2 separate regions of the Homo sapiens genome follow, and region 1 is linked to region 2. Evidence: chromatin contacts called from ENCODE Hi-C or POLR2A ChIA-PET data. All regions are on one chromosome and are shown on one strand. Each heading gives the region's core, a stretch centred on a gene start or an enhancer-like site at or near the end of the contact. The rest is flanking DNA. Distances are from core to core; before and after follow the strand shown. Region 1 holds the start of KRI1 (KRI1 homolog). Region 2 holds the start of SPC24 (SPC24 component of NDC80 kinetochore complex).

The links. A loop is a pair of places that touch in the nucleus more often than their neighbours do. ChIA-PET counts read pairs that join two places held with the same protein, here RNA polymerase II (POLR2A). Pooled maps may share reads with other maps.
Region 1: a loop to region 2 is called in a map of naive thymus-derived CD4-positive, alpha-beta T cell, with 9 times the contacts of the local background. The contact joins the promoter of KRI1 here to the promoter of SPC24 in region 2. A Hi-C loop is called at or near these places in 1 of 168 maps with a recorded cell type or tissue (naive thymus-derived CD4-positive, alpha-beta T cell) and 7 of 50 pooled maps. POLR2A ChIA-PET finds 5 or more read pairs at or near these places in 2 of 52 experiments (A549 and WTC11).

Annotation. Positions count from the first base shown.
Region 1 is chr19:10,561,883-10,567,339 of GRCh38, reverse strand. It overlaps KRI1 (KRI1 homolog), which reads left to right and starts at 1,330. Exons shown (of 19, transcript NM_023008.5): 1 at 1,330-1,434; 2 at 1,550-1,623; 3 at 2,306-2,411; 4 at 4,503-4,611. The coding sequence starts at 1,341. CDKN2D (cyclin dependent kinase inhibitor 2D) reads left to right here. Exons shown (of 2, transcript NM_001800.4): 2 at 1-880. The coding sequence ends at 282. RefSeq lists enhancers at 1-141, 1,090-1,657, 1,860-1,909, 1,658-2,225 and a silencer at 1,060-1,589.
Region 2 is chr19:11,152,373-11,157,920 of GRCh38, reverse strand. SPC24 (SPC24 component of NDC80 kinetochore complex) reads left to right here and starts at 2,139. Exons shown (of 5, transcript NM_182513.4): 1 at 2,139-2,304. The coding sequence starts at 2,145. RefSeq lists a silencer at 2,023-2,182.

The DNA.
Region 1 (5,457 bases), core at 81-2,580, 590 kb after region 2:
GGTACCAGTCCAGTCCATGACGCAGCCCGCACTGGATTCCTGGACACCCTGAAGGTCCTAGTGGAGCACGGGGCTGATGTCAACGTGCCTGATGGCACCGGGGCACTTCCAATCCATCTGGCAGTTCAAGAGGGTCACACTGCTGTGGTCAGCTTTCTGGCAGCTGAATCTGATCTCCATCGCAGGGACGCCAGGGGTCTCACACCCTTGGAGCTGGCACTGCAGAGAGGGGCTCAGGACCTCGTGGACATCCTGCAGGGCCACATGGTGGCCCCGCTGTGATCTGGGGTCACCCTCTCCAGCAAGAGAACCCCGTGGGGTTATGTATCAGAAGAGAGGGGAAGAAACACTTTCTCTTCTTGTTTCTCCTGCCCACTGCTGCAGTAGGGGAGGAGCACAGTTTGTGGCTTATAGGTGTTGGTTTTGGGGGTGTGAGTGTTTGGGGGACGTTTCTCATTTGTTTTTCTCACTCCTTTTGGTGTGTTGGACAGAGAAGGGCTCCTGCAGGCCACAGCCACCTAAACGGTTCAGTTTCTTCTGCGCCTCAGGCTGCTGGGGCCTCAGACGAGACCCAAGGGCAGAGCATTTAAGAGTGAAGTCATGACCTCCAGGGAGCCTAGAAGCTGGTGGCCTTGGCCGGCTGTGCTCAGAGACCTGAAGTGTGCACGTTGCTTCAGGCATGGGGGGTGGGGGGAGCGTCCCAAATCAATAAGAAGGTAGAATGAGTTATGAGTTATTCATATTCTGTTGGAAGCTTGTTTTCCAGTCTCTTGTACAGCGTTTTAAAAGAAATGGATTCTATTTATTATGCTTTATTGGAAAAAATGTTGTAATAATTTAATGTTTTTACCCATTAAATTAAGACTTGTGCATGATCACAGCACGGGTGGCTTCTGATTTTTGAGTCTGGGATGGAGAGTTACACATCCCGGATGTTGATGGGGATGAGGACGGGGGTCGCGGATCGTGGATGTGGTGGGTGAGGGGAGAGAATAGTAATTCCCAGGGCGCCAGGGTGAGTGAGCTGGGTGGGGCAGCGGTTTTCGCTGTCGGAACGGAAGGGAAGCAGGAAACCGCGAGTGGAGAAAGGGCCCCCAGATGTCAGCTGGGTGCCCGGAGCACAGGGGGTGGGGCGGGTGGGCGGTGGCCGCGGCCTTCCCCGCAGGGGCGTAGCCGTGGGCGGTGACTGCGGTGATGAGGCGAAAGGGATCCCGGAAAAGCCAGGGGCGGGGTTAGCAGCGGTACGCCTCGTTTACAAGTGGATGCGGGCGGGACTGAGGGCGGCCCCGCCCCGTCCAGGGCTTCCTCAATGCGCGTGCGCAATGGGCCACAGAACCGCCATGCCGGAACCGCGCGGGTCGTCGCAGCTGCGGGTGAACGCGGCGTTTGCCGCGCGGTACAACCGCTACCGGGAGCGCGAGGAACTGCAGCGGCGTGAGTGCGGGGCGCATGCGCGCGGGAGCCTGCGCGCGCCGGCCGGTTGGGAAGTGGGGAGTCGAGTGGCCCCGCCGGCTGACCTGGGGGGGGGCATCCCGTCTGTGTCCCGCAGTGAAGGATCGCTACGGGGACCGAGACAGCAGCAGCGACTCCAGCTCCGAGTCGGACTCAAGCGACGAGCGCGTGGTGCGCGTCCCCGCCCCGTCCTGGACGTGCGGAGGCGTCCAAGCCCCCCTCTGCACCCCGACCCCGATGTAGACGGGGGGGAACCCCCAACCCCAGAGCGCCCTGCGGGAGCGTCCCATCCTCCGCTCCCCATCCCATGAGGGACAGACAGTGCCCCCCCTCTCCCCAGGGGAGCCAAATCCCCGTTATTTTCTCTCCCCTGCCACGATCCCCACCTGCCCACTCTGATGTGTGGGGCGACTCTGTCCCCCAAGAACCCCCCCTTTCCTCTTTCATCCTCAAGAGTCTAGCCATTTTTTAGTGTACTCCTTGCGCCACGTGGGGCGCCCAACTTCTCACATCAGCCCTGATCCTGGCCCCACTGTGCGGCCTGGCCCAGCCCCTCCCCGCTGTCTCTCTTGTGCCCTCAGCCCACCTGCCCCTTGTCAAGTCTTTGTCTTCCCCAGGAATTACCTTCTCCTTGCCCCTCACCTTCCTCTACCCATATCCTGTACCTACCTGTGGCCTGCCCCTGCCCACCCCAAGAGGGCCCCTCTCCCTCCTGCTGTTTGACCACCTGTTTGACCTCCCCAGCCAGATCCACCCCCCTCCATCCTAATCCCTACGCTGAGCTCACCTGCTGGCGCCAGGGCTCTTATTATCTCCCTTCTGAAATCTATCCCCAACCCTTTTCCTGCCCTAGGAATTTGATCCCCAGCAGGAGCGGGACTTTTACAAAACGCTCTCCTTGTTGAAGAAGAAGGACCCCCGCATTTATCAGAAAGATGCCACCTTCTATAACAGAACAGGTCCGGGGCCACTCCTGTCTAAACCTCTCCTTCCTCTGGAGCAGAATCCGGGGTCCTTTCCTGACTGTGGATTCAGAGAAGTGACTTGACTTCTCTGAGCCTCTTTTCCTGTCTGTAAAGTATATCTAACGGTAGCATCTCCCCTCAGGGCTGTTTTAAGGATAGATTGGGATTTACCCAGTTTACACAGTTCATCTGTTTTGACTATTGAATGAATTGCTTCACAAGTCACAAGTCCTTAGCAGAGCCTAGGTTATTACCTGGTGGTGGAGTTAATGACTGTGTCCTTGGCACTATTCAAGGTGGGAATTGCTGACTGAATGATTCCAACTCCACCAGGCTGGGCAGGTGGTTCAAGCATCTAATCCCAGCACTTTGGGAGGCTGAGGTGGGAGGGTCAATTGAGGCCAGGAGTTTGAGACCAGTTTGGCCAACATAGCAAGACCCCATTTCTCTTTTTTTTTTTTTGAAATGGAGTTTCACTCTTGTTGCCCAGGCTGGGTTGCAATGGGACGATCTCAGCTCACTGCAACCTCCGTCTCCCAGGTTCAAGCGATTCTCCTGCCTCAGCCTCCTGAGTAGCTGGAATTACAGGCACGCGCCACCACGCCCAGCTAATTTGGGATTTTTAGTAGAGACAGGGTTTCTCCATGTTGGCCAGGCTGGTCTCGAACTCCCAACTTCAGGTGATCCGCCCACCCTGGCCTCCCAAAGTGCTGGGATTACAGGCGTGAGCCACTGCGCCCAGCCAGCCTTTCTTTCTTTTTTCTTTTTTTTTTTTTGAGACGGAGTTTTGCTCTTGTTGCCCAAGCTGGAGTGCAATGGCATGATCTGGGCTCACTGCAACCTCCGCCTCCCCGGTTCAACCGATTCTCCTGCCTCAGCCTCCGGAGTAGCTGGGATTACAGGTGCGTGCCACCACGCCCAGCTATTTTTTTGTTATTTTTAGTAGAGATGGGGTTTCACCATGTTAGCCAGGCTGGTCTCGAACTCCTGACCTCAGGTAATCCATCCGCCTTGGCCTCCCAAAGTGCTAGGATTACAGGCGTGAGCCACTGTGCCTGGCGGCAAGACCCCATCTCTACAAAAGATTCAGAACTCAGCTGAGCATGCTGGTGTGCGCTTATAGTCCCAGGTATTTGGGAGGCTGAAGTGGGAGGATTGCTTAAGCCCATGAGTTCAAGGCTGCAGTGAGCTGTGGGCTAGGATGTTGACACTGCACTCCAGCCTGAGCAAGAGTAAGACTCCAACTCTCAAAAAAATTAATTATAATAATTAATCAGGCTGGGCATGGTGGCTCATGCCTGTAATCCTAGCACTTTGGGAGGTTGAGGCGGGAGGATCACTTGAGGTCAGGAGTTCGAGACCAGCCTGGCCAACATGGTGAAACCCCATCTCTACTAAAAATAACAAAAATTAGCTGGGCGTGGTGGTGCACACCCGTAATCCCAGCTACTCAGGAGGCTGAGGCAGGGGAATCGCTTGAACCTGGGAGGCGGAGGTTGCAGTAAGCCAAGTCACGCCATGCACTGGGCAACGGAGTGAGACTCTGTCTCAAAAAAATAATAATAATGGCCGGGTGCGGTGGCTCACGCCTGTAATCTCAGCACTTTGGGAGGCCGATGCAGGCAAATCACCTGAGGTCAGGAGTTCGAGACCAACCTGACCAACATGGAGAAACCCCATCTCTACTAAAAATATAAAAATTAGCCGGGCGCGGTGGTGGGCACCTGTAATCCCAGCTGCTTGGGAGGCTGAGACATGAGAACAGCTTGAACCCGGGAGGCAGAGGTTGCAGTGAGCCGAGATCATGCCATTGCACTCCAGCCTGGGCAACAGAATGAGACTCCACCTCAAAAAAAAATAAGTAAATAAATAATAACAACAATAATAATAATCAAAGCAGGAATTACTGACTGAATGACCCCAACCCCACCAGATGGTGACAAGCACAATACTCTTGGACAGCTGGGAATTGGTGGATTTGGGATTTGAATCCTCTGTCTAACCCTGGCCCTGCCCTGTGGGATTCTCTGCCACGGCAAAGAAGGGGGTTGTGGGTGATGGCAGGTGTCTTTGGTGGGTTAACAGCATCGTCATCAGACAGTGAGGAGGACCCAGAAGCCTTGGAGAAGCAGAAGAAAGTGCGGCCCATGTACCTGAAGGACTACGAGAGGAAGGTTATCTTGGAGAAGGCAGGGTATGGAGAAGGCCTACATCCCCACCCCCTGGTTCCCAGCCCTGTCAGGTCTATGGGGGTCTTAGGGGCAGGAGAGGGAAAAAAGCTGGCAGCCTGGGCCGGGCATGGTGGCTCATGCCCATAATCCCAGCACTTTGGTAGGCTGAGGCAATAGGATCGCTTGAGGACAGAAGTTTGAGACCAGGCTGGGCAACATACCCCGCCTCTACAAAAAAATTAAAAATTAGCTGGGCATGATGATGTGTACCTGTAGTCCCAGCTACTCAGGAGGCTGAGGCAGGAGGATTGAGCCAGGAGATGGAGGCTGCAGTGAGCTATGATCAGGCCACTGCACTCCAGCCTGGGCAACAGAATAAGACCCTGTCTCAAAAAGAAAAAAGGCCGGGCATGGTGGCTCATGCCTGTAATACCAGCACCTTGGGAGGCTGAGGCGGGCAGATCACCTGAGGTCAAGAGTTTGAGACCACCCTGGCCAACATGGTGAAACCCCGTCTCTACTAAAAATACAAAAATTAGCCAGATGTGGTGGTGGGCGCCTGTAGTCCCAGCTACGTGGGGAGGCTGAGGCAGGAGAATCGCTTGAATCTGGGAGGTGGAGGTTGCAGTTTTCCGAGATCATGCCACTGCCCTCCAGCCTGAGGGATAGAGCGAGACCCTGGCTCCAAAAAAGAAATGCTGTCACCCATGATTGGAAAAGAAAAAAAAAAAAAAAACGCTGGAAACTCACCAGAATCGCAGATAGCCCTGAGAGCAGGAGTCTCAGTGATTCCATAGCCCTCCGATGACCCCCGCCAGCTGTTGCTTGGAATAGCTGCTCCGCATGGGCATGGGGACAGGCGGGCCCTG
Region 2 (5,548 bases), core at 890-3,389:
GGTGGCATTTTTCCACAGGAGCCTTTAGATCTATCAGGCTCGAGTTGCACAATCTTGCCTGGCTTATCTCTGGGACACCTCCTGGCAGCTAATAAGAAAGGGCTATCTTTAGCCACTATGGCTTAGAAAGGTTAGGAACCTGCCAAGGTCACAGGTAAGCTGCAGCATCAGAAAGTGAACCTGAAGTCTTTTCCCCTCTTGATTTCACTCTGCCTAATTGTTATTCACTGCCTTTAGGCACAAAGAAGTGAGGTCTATGCCAACATTACACAGCTGGTTCAAGAAGCCATGCTCTCAGGCACCAAAGGGTGACACACACCTGTAGTCCCGGCTACTTGGAAGGTTGAAATGAAAGGATCACCTGAGCCACTGCACTTCAGCCTGGGGGACAGAACAAGACCCCATCTCAAAAAAAAAAAAAAAAAAGAAGGAAGAAAAGAAGGCCGGGCACAGTGGCTTACGCCTGTAATCCCAGCACTTTGGGAGGCCGAGGCAGGTGGATCACCTGAGGTCGGGAGTTCAAGACCAGCCTGACCAACATGGAGAAACCCCGTCTCTACTAAAAATACAAAATTAGCTGGGCATGGTGACGCATGCCTGTAATCCCAGCTACTCGGGAGGCTGAGGCAGGAGAATCACTTGAACCTGGGAGGTGGTGGTTGCAGTGAGCTGAGATCGCGCCATTGCACTCCAGCCTGGGCAACAACAGCGAAACTCTGTCTCAAGAAAAAAAAAAAAGAAAAGAAAAGAAAAGAAAAAAAAATCATAGGAAAGCAATGAGATGTTCTTTAGGTGGTAGCACACATAAAAATGTTGCCACGCCAGGCGCGGTGGCTCACGCCTATAATCCCAGCACTTTGGGAGCCTGAGGCAGGCAGATCACGAGGTCAGGAGTTCAAGACCAACCTGGCCAACATAATGAAACCCCGTTTCTACTAAAAATACAAAAAATCAGCTGGGTGCGGTGGCGGGCACCTGTAATCCCAGCTACTCGGGAGGCTGATGCAGGAGAATGCCTTGAACCCAGGAAGCAGGCTGGAATGCCTTGCACTCCAGCCTGGGCAACAGAGTGAGACTCTGTCTTAAAAAAAAAGAGAGAGAAAGAAAAAAAGATGCCATCTTAACATCTTGTTTCTTGCAGAAATACCAGTGTCTAGCATGGAACCAGCACCTTAGAGTCAGCACTGATCTTTTCTTTGTTTTGTTTTGTTTTGAGACAGGCTAGTCTCAAACTCCAGGGCTCAAGCGATCCTCCTGTCTTAGCCTTCCAAAGAGCTCAGACTTACAGGCGTGAGCCACTGCACCCAGCTACATGCTAGGATTCTATGTATGTTTCATTAAACAACTATATAGCACCTACTGAATAGGAGACACTATCACGCCAGGCTGGGCTCGGTGGCTCACGCCTGTAATCCCAGCACTTTGGGAGGCGGAGGCAGGAGGATTGCTGGAGGCCAGGAGGTCGAAGTTGCAATGAGCTATGATTGTGGCACTGCACTTCAGCCTGGGTGACAGAGCAATACCTTGTCTCTAAAAAAAAAGTAATAAGAAGAATTCTCACGCCAACGCTGACACAGGCACTAGTATGACCCTCATTTTACTAAGGAGGAAAGTACCGCACAGAGAGGTGAAGTCTGTCCAGGGTAACACAGCTAGTAAGTGGCAACGCTGGGATTCGAACCCAGTAAATCTGGCTGCAGACGCCATTTTGCTATGCAGCCTCTCATAGAATCTACTTATTCTCTATGCTTATTGTGTATCCCACGCACACACTGTAGGATGTAAGTTCCAGGAGAAGCTGCTCGCTGCTTTGCCGTTAGAACCCCACCCTGCACAGAGCAAGCGCTCGACCTATGGAGAAATAAACAGCCGCTTTCTCTCCCGCGCAGGCGCATCGGGAAGGATAACGGAGCCTCCCCCTTCCTGCGCCGATTGGTCATCACCGATGACTGACGGAGGAGTGGTCGCAGGCGCACCAGGCCAGACCAAAGGCGGCTTAGCCCAGTCTAAGATCCTGTTCCCCATGCCTATTGGCCATTGCTTATGACTGACGTATCAAAAAATCCAATGGAAAGCAACCTCTTCTGGAAGAGGGCGGGCCCCGCGGACAGTCAAATTTGCGCGGGTTGGAGCCTGGCGTAGTCATGGCCGCCTTCCGCGACATAGAGGAGGTGAGCCAGGGGCTGCTCAGCCTGCTGGGCGCCAACCGCGCGGAGGCGCAGCAGCGACGGCTGCTGGGGCGCCACGAGCAGGTGGTGGAGCGGCTGCTGGAAACGCAAGACGGTGCCGAGAAGCAGCTGCGAGGTGAGGGTCGGAGCGTGGTCGCGGGCCCACGGGGGAAGGGGCCCGGGTGCTGGGAGGGGGCGACCAGGCCCACCTCAAAACCCCTTCTCTCCTGGACTCTCCCATCTCCTGCCCTATGCCCCCTGGGACGGCCCCCTCTGAGCCTTAGTTTCACCATCTGAGAAATCGGCTTTATGACAGCAACCATCCCCCACCCCCCAGGGGTTTAGTGGTAAATATAGGAGTCTGGAGGGGTTGGCCCCTTCTGAGCTCTCCGTGAGCAGGAGCTGGGGGTCTCAGGGTTTGAACTGGGGCTCAGGAGTCAAAGCTCCGGGTTTGAATCCTAGCACCCATCCCCATGTCCGCTGTGAGACTTGAGGTGAGTTTCTTAAATTCTCTGTGCCTCAGCTTCCTTCCTTGTCAAATGGTTGTGACAATAGCCCATCCCTTCTTCCTGAAGGCATTCAGATGTTTTATGGAGCATCTGCTGCTGCCAGGCCCTGGGCTCACCGCAACCTCCACCTCCCGGGTTCAAGCTATTCTCCTGCCTCAGCCTCCTGAGTAGCTGGGATTACAGGCGCTTGCCACCGCACTCGGCTAATTTTTGTATTTTTGGTAGAGACGGGGGGTCACCACGTTGGCCAGGCTGGTCTCAAACTCCTGACCTCAGGTAATCTGCCTGCCTCAGCCTCCCAAAGTACTGGGACTGCAGACGTGAGCCACTGTGTCCGGCCCATCTTCACTATCTGTAACTGCACAGTTCAGTGGCCTTAAGCACATTCACACTGCTGTGCAACCATCAGCACCATCATCCATCTCCAGAACTTTCTCATCTTTCCAAACTGAAGCTCTGTCCCCATGAAACACTCACTCCCCATCCCCTTCTCAGACCCTGGCACCCACCAGGGTTCTACTTTCTGTCTCAAATTTGACTCCTCTAGGAACCTTACGAGGAATTGTACAATATCTACCCTTCCTAGTGGAATCATACAATATCTACCCTTTTGTGTCTGGCTTATTTCATGGAGCATAATGTCCTCCAGGTTCATCCATGTCATAGCCTGTATCAGAATTTCCTTTCATTTTGTGTACTTACTGTGAGACAGAGCCTCGCTCCATTACCCTGGCTTGAATGCAGTGGTGTGATCTTGGCTCACTGCAACCTCTGCCTCCCAGACTTAAGTGATCCTCCCACCTCAGCCTCCCAAGTAGCTGAGAACACACTTATGCGCCACCATGCCCAGCTAATGTTTGTATTTTTAGTAGAGATGGGGTTTCACCATGTTGGCTAGGCTGGTCTTAAACTCCCAGCCTCAAGTGATCGCCCACCTCGGCCTCCCAAAGTGCTGGGATGACAGGGGTGAGCCACTACGCCTGGCCAGAATTTCCGTCCATTTTAAAGCTGAGTCATATTTCATGATATAGAAGGATGGACCGCATTGTGTTTATTCATTCATCCATCCATGGGCACTTGGGTTGTATCCACCTTTTGGCTGTGTTGAATAACGCTGCTATGAACACGGGTGCCCAAATATCTCTTCAAGACTGTATTTTTTTTTTCCTTGAGACGGAGTCTTGCTCTGTCACCCAGGCTGGAGTGCAGTGGCGCAATCTTGGCTCACTGCAAGCTGCGTCTCCTGGGTTCACGCCATTCTCCTGCCTCAGCCTCCCGAGTAGCTGGGACTACAGGTGCCCGCCACCACGCCCGGCTAATATTTTTATATATATTTTTTTAGTAGAGACGGGGTTTCACCGTGTTAGCCAGGATGGTCTCGATCTCCTGACCTCATGATCCACACGTCTCGGACTCCCAAAGTGCTGGGATTACAGGCATGAGCCACCGTGCCCAGCCATATTTTCTTCTTTTTTTTTTTTTTCCCAGGACAGTCTTACTCCGCTGCTCAGGCTGGAGTACAGCAGCGTGATCTCTGCTCACTGCGACCTATGCCTCCTGGGTTCAAGCAATTCTCCTGCCTCAGCCTGCCAAGTAGCTGGGATTACAGGCACGTGCCAACATGCCCAGCTAATTTTTGTATTCTTAGTAAAGATGGGGTTTCACCATGTTGGCCAGGCTGGTCTCAAACTCTTGACCTCGTGATCCGCCCGCCTCGGTCTCCCAAAGTGCTGGGAATATAGGCATGAGCCACTGCGCCCAGCCCAAGACTCTATTTTCTTTTTTTTATTTTTTTGATATGGAGTCTCGCTCTGTCACCCAGGCTGGAGTGCAGTGGCGTGATCTTGGCTCACTGCGAGCTCCGTCTCCCGGGTTCACACCATTCTGCCTCAGCCTCCCGAGTAGCTGGGACTACAGGCACCCGCCACCACGCCCGGCTAATTTTTTTTTTGTATTTTTTTTGGTAGAGACAGAGTTTCACCGTGTTAGCCAGGATGGTCTCGATCTCCTGACCTCGTGATCCACCTGCCCCGACCTCCCAAAGTGCTGGGATTACAGGCGTGAGCCACCACGCCCAGCCAAGACTCTATTTTCAGTTCTTTTTTGTATTCAGCCAGAAGCAGATCAAATGGTAATTCAAAGTTTGATTTCTGAGGAACCGCCATACGGTTCTCCCTGACAGCTGCAGTGCCAGGGGTTTCAGGTGCCTTATACAGTCACATTTTATGAGGAGGCCTGGGCTGAGCCTTGATTGGCCTATGGAGCCAGTCCACGGGGTGGCTCAGGAACGGTGTTCCTGGCAGCGTGGATTGCAAATGCAAAGGTCAGGAGGTGAGAATGAACTTGGCAAGCAGAAGATGAGCTCAGCAGCCGCCTGACTGCCAGGCCTGGAGAGTGCCCAGGAGGAGTCTGAATATTATCCTGAATGTGATGTCCCAAGCAGGCTCTTCCCTCCTTCCCTCCTCCTTCTTCCACCCCTCCATTAACTCCCCCTCCTTTGATGGCTTGAGGAGAAAGATGTGACTCGGCCAGCCTGGCTGTTAGCAGAATGGATGAATCTGGGGCCAAGAAAACTGAGAATCAGGATCCAGGGATCCTAGGCTTTGGGTCAAACAGATCCAGTTCACATCCTAGGTTTGGAGCTATGTACCTGTGGGCGAGTCACTGAACTTCTGTCTCTGGACCTGTTTTTCATGTCACAGATGTGGGGCAGAGGAGTTAAAGTACACCCTCAGGCTGGGTGTGGTGGCTCACGCCTCTCATCTCAACATTTTGGGAGGCCGAGGTGGGTGAATCACTTGAGGACAGGAGTTAAAGACCAGCCTGGTCAACATGGTGAAACCTGGTCTCTACTAAAATTACAAAAATTAG